2 separate regions of the Homo sapiens genome follow, and region 1 is linked to region 2. Evidence: chromatin loops called from intact Hi-C (ENCODE). Cell type or tissue: OCI-LY7. All regions are shown on one strand.

What was found. Peaks named below come from ENCODE experiments on the same cell type or tissue, not always from the same donor. Only the 100,000 strongest peaks of a DNase experiment are listed, where the experiment ranks them.
Region 1: it touches region 2 in a loop (2.7-fold over the local background); 9 of 110 quality-filtered maps call a loop at or near these places.

The regions. Positions count from the first base shown.
Region 1 is chr6:139,161,114-139,163,613 of GRCh38, reverse strand. The region is part of intron 1 of HECA (hdc homolog, cell cycle regulator); the gene reads right to left. It also overlaps a transcript of TXLNB not described here. Among named protein-coding and RNA genes, the nearest start is that of HECA, 27 kb to the right of the region's middle. RefSeq lists an enhancer at 1-48. In OCI-LY7, no CTCF peak of the experiment used is centred here; a DNase peak (open chromatin) is centred at 1,553; H3K4me3 peaks cover 779 bases; H3K27ac peaks cover 1,572 bases.
Region 2 is chr6:139,029,322-139,031,821 of GRCh38, reverse strand. The region is part of intron 1 of ABRACL (ABRA C-terminal like); the gene reads right to left. Among named protein-coding and RNA genes, the nearest start is that of ABRACL, 1.8 kb to the right of the region's middle. RefSeq lists silencers at 1,884-2,074, 2,124-2,493 and enhancers at 1,294-2,113, 1,936-2,230. In OCI-LY7, no CTCF peak of the experiment used is centred here; DNase peaks (open chromatin) are centred at 1,081 and 2,371; H3K4me3 peaks cover 2,390 bases; H3K27ac peaks cover 2,066 bases.

The DNA.
Region 1 (2,500 bases), 130 kb before region 2:
CGAAGGCCGTGGCGGGTGGATCACCTGAGGTCAGGAGTTCGATACTAGCCTGGCCAACATGATGAAACCCCATCTCTACTAAAAATACAAAAATTAGCTGGGTGTAGTGGCGCACACCTGTAATCCCAGCTACTCGGGAGGCTGAGGTGGGAGTATCACTTGAATTGGAAGACGAAGGTTGTAGTGAGTAGAGATTGTGCCACTGCACACCAGCCTGAGTGGCACAGTGAGACTCCCTTTAAAAAAAAAAAAAAAAAAAAAGAATGGAGAACTGCAAAATGTCCCAGAGCACCAGGTAACATCGGTGCTTCTCCACCTCTGCACTACAGACATTTGGGCTGGATCTCTGTTGTGGGAGCCATCCTGTAAGATGTCTAGCAGCTAGCAGCAACCTCACTGTCCATCCCGTAGAGGCCAGCCCCACTCAATGTCTCCAGGCACTGCCAGGTATCCCCTAGGGGGTAAAATCACCCCGAGTTAAGAATTCACTGGATGCAATAAACCTGAAAAGTCCCAGCCAAAATGAGCAGTGAGCCAGGCACTGTCTCCTCACGGAGAACAGCTCCAGCGGGAATGATGGAGGGCAGGTCAGAGGTAGACAGTGAGGTGAAAAGGCAGAAACAGGGAGACTCCAGGAAACTCTTTCCAGAGGGTAACTGTAGGGCAGGGAAAGAGCATGGGCAGGGTACAGAAGACAGCAGAGGCTGAGCCTTAACACCATGTTCATGAGCTCAGGGAATACAGGCCAAAACCTCACGACAGCTTAAAGACATATGAGAGGGAACAAACCATGTGACTCCTCTACTCAACAACCTTCCCAACCTTATCCCTGCACACTGAACCACAGACACAACATTCCACCAAATCAATCAGCAGAGGGTGGTGGCAATGTGGACCCATAAAGCCTATACAAATATTAGTTCTGTCATATGTTACAATTATCCCCTTCAGGTGTGGGATTCCAGGGCCTTGGCAAAATGGCCCTAAACCAATTTGTCTACCTCTATGTATTAATATTTGATCACCGTGGTTTCCCCTTAATCTTCATTTGTCCAAATCCCATTCAGCCACTGACAGCAATTCACAGTTCAGACTCTGCAACCAGACTGCCTGAGTTGGAATCCAGGCAGGACCATTTATGAGCTGCATGCTCTTGGACAACTTACTTAACTTCTCTTTGTGTCAGTTTCCTCTGTATAAAATGCAGAAAACAACAGAATGTACCTTAAATGGTTCAGAAGAATGAAATGAAAAAAACTATACACATGAAATGCTGAGAAAGCACCTGGCATCTAGTAAACTTCCTCCCCACTCCTACTGCTTCAAGGCCCACCTCTCTACATACCAATTTTACCAGGATTGCCCCCCTATCCTGACTCCAACCCTTCTCCTCCCCTCCCTGATGGTCTGGCCCCAATCTTACTTGAGTCCCTCATCATGGGGACTCTTCATAATCCCCACCAGCTGACGACTCAGGAGAGGAAGCCTCTTACTCATCTTAGTGTTTCCGGCACCACTGGGCCCAGGCTTTGTAAAACTCCAGTGCTGAAAAAAGTCGCATTAAAGATACTGGCTCACCAAACCCACACATGACAAGAGGAGCAGAAGTGAAAAAGAGAGCTGTAATCCTAGACAGTCAGACCTGGATGTACTGAAGCACAACAAAAAGAAGTAGAAGAGTGGTTTGAAACTGAGTAAATTCACCAGTCACCTGGGCTGTGACCTTTAGAGGCCTTTAAAATGTTAATTGGTCAATTATTAAGTGTAGTTGTTTTTATCTTGATCCTTCAGATGAAGAGCCTTGAAGTAAACGTCCCTGAAATGTAACCACAATAACCAAATTTTACTAACCCAAGACCAATAAAATCAAATTAGGTCAAAGGAAGATCTAACTAACATTTGCATTCACAATATTCCAACTGTAAATGTTGAGACTGACTTGATATTTCTTTGAAAAGTATTTTCACACTAAAGAAAGGTGGATTAAGAGAGGAAAAATTCTGTGTCTTTTCAAAAAGCAGCAAATATTTCATTTAACCAATACTGAGCACTTCCTACATGCCAGGTCTTGAGCTAAGAGCTCTAATGGTCTAACAGAAGTGCACACATGGAACACAGACAAGGTACCACAGCTGTGCCCCATCCCTGTCCCTTTAACAGTGTTTGTCATGTTCACAGCCATGCTCCACTGTTTCCTAACCAGAAAACCTCTTCCTTGTATGAAGAGCCCCCACTCCAACTTGCCAGCCCTGCTTGTTTATAGTCAGCCACTTTGATGTGGCCTTGTGGGTAGGCTTCAAAAACAAATACAAAGCCAAGAGCATGTTAAATACACCCAGTAATACACACAACAGACACTTCACCCTATGACACACCAGCAGGGTGAGGCTCCCAGGGAGACAGGCAAAATGGGGTAACAGGGTGGACCTCGGGAATAGTCAGAGGATGTCTGACAATGCTTTTGCTGAAGTGTGTTGGCCTCTAAACTCGGACATTATTT
Region 2 (2,500 bases):
TAGAGTCTTACCCTGGGCCCAGAAGCAGTTCAGGGCCAGAATGATTGGTTTGAGGCATGACGTAGCTGAGCCCATCCAGAACAATGAGGTTCAGCCCTGTGATTTTGCTAGAACTATTAGTAAAATGACACTCTCCTTTCACTGGGTTCTATGATATTAGTTTATAGTCCCTGATGTCAATGGCCACCATGTGAGAACAGCTTGCCAGGAGTAAAGCTAACACAAAGAAATGTCCAGCCATATAACAATGACTGAGCCTATATATGACCCTGGACTTTCCAACTACATGAACCGGTATCTTTCCTTTTTGCTTGTGTTGGTTTGATTGAGTTTCTATTACTTGCACTCTAAAGAATCTTGACCCATAAAGTTAGCTTAGAGAAGAACTGCTGCTTTAAAAACAAAACAAAAAAAACTAAAGCTCTTTTTTATGTACTTATATGAATAGTCTTTGTGTTCCTCTACTGGGTAGGATGGGTAAGTGTAATAGAAAGGCAGATTTGAGAGCCATATAAAAAAGTTATCTAGCAATTAAAATTGCCCAACAATGAATAAAGTTTGCACCCTGTTCCTAGAAATATTAATGCAGACATAGTAAGGATCTGTGAGGGATGATGAGGAAATTAGCCTGTACTGGACAGAGGGAGAATGAAAATGTCCAAAGAAATTAAGGAACTTTCCAATTCTCTGATTCTCTGATTCCCGACCCCGGAAAGATGTTATCTCTTTAACACCCTTCTTCGCTCCTTCCTCCCACCTCCAGCAACATACTTCAGACTTAGCTCTCATTGAATAATGAGCATCAAAGGGGAAATTCATCTATTATATATAGTACGCATACCTGCATTATAGTAAGCAGATGTACGTTCATCCAATTTTAAGCATGAAAGGCAACCAGCGTTTCTTTATAATTAATTACACATCAGGCTCCTTATCTACGTTAATTCATGTAGTTCTAAGAACCTTGCAAGGCATTTATTTACCTCTATTTTAAGGATAACGAAACAGGGGTTAATGCCCCACAATTAAATGCTGTCTCTACCACATCGTGGTGGCTGTTTCCCCGCTTCCTCTTCCTCTTTTGCCATTATGCAAATACACTAAATATAATAGTGAGTGGTATTTGTATGAAACGTGACATGCTGAGCTCTTACCAAGGCAGAACACTTACAAAGCAAGAAAGGCTCCCTGCCCAGACCACCATAAATAGGAAAATAACAGGTTTAAAAACAATTGCTAGCATACATAATTTGACGTTTTATTTATTTATTATTTAGGAAGGAGAGGGACAAAGGGGGAAAAATACCTATTGTGACACAATCCTTTAAAGACCCATGGCCTTTTATAATAAGGACAGAATCCCAGGACTGCAGAGAGCAAGATGAAGAACAATGAAGGGGGCGGAGGGTGAAGAGAGGTTGATGGGTATAAACACAGAAGAAATAAGACCTGGTGTTGCATTGATCAGTGGGGTGACTATAGTTCACATTAATGGATTGTACACTTCCAAATGGCTAAAAGCAAGTTAAGTTGAATGTTCCTAGCATAAAGAAGAGATAAATATTTAGGGTGATGGATATACCAATTACCCTGATTTGGTTATACGAATGTAACACATTCTCACGAGTACCGTGAAACTATGTCTAAGAAAAAAAAAAAGAAAAGAACAATGAGGAGAGGTGAGAAGCAGAGCAAGTCTAAAGGGAAGAGCTTAATGGTGAGCGGCTGGACCAGAAGACAGGAAAAGGCTCCAGGGAAGGCGAGGTAGATGACGGCCAGGCACTCTAATTGTCGCAGAATCGATTTCGGCTTTGTGCGTGGGAAACACAAAGGAAGCGGAAAGTCGGAGGACTGGGCAGAACCCGAAACTCACCACCAATACACACTTTAGAATGTATTTAAGGACCCTCAGGGCATTGTTATTTTTCAAAAGTTTGGAGGCAATGCATGGAGATTTTCTAATATCCAAGGAAATAAAGCCTACTGGAATAGGTATGTCCGGAATCAGGAACCAACTTTACACACTCGGGCTGGGCACGTTTTCCCAGCCCTTCTTCGCAATCGCGGACAAGCAGCTGGTGCGGGTCAAAGGGTGACTGGGCTCCTTACTCCCTCCGGTCTGGGGCGCGCTCACTCCATATTTGGCCATTCTGCTACCAGCTTGGGGTTCTGCCTGGTAGAGGTCCCCTAACCCCGTGCCCTGCAGCCCATCATCACACGGTCACCGCCGGCACCAGTGCAGGGCTGGGGAGCGCGGGGCTGGGCCCCCCGTGGCGGGGCGGCACCGCTGGCGCCCGGGAAGGGCCGCGTCCCGGAAGTCTTTGTCTCCGCAGCTCCCGGCCCGGCGCCGCGGGTCTGCCTCCCCCGTGGCCCGGGCGCCCCGAAGCGCCGCGAGAGCGAGCACCCAACCCGGGCGACGAAAACGGACCCTGCCCCGGGCTCCACGAGCCCCTGGTGTCCCCTCACGACTCTGCACCCCCTGATCTGGAGCGCACAGAGC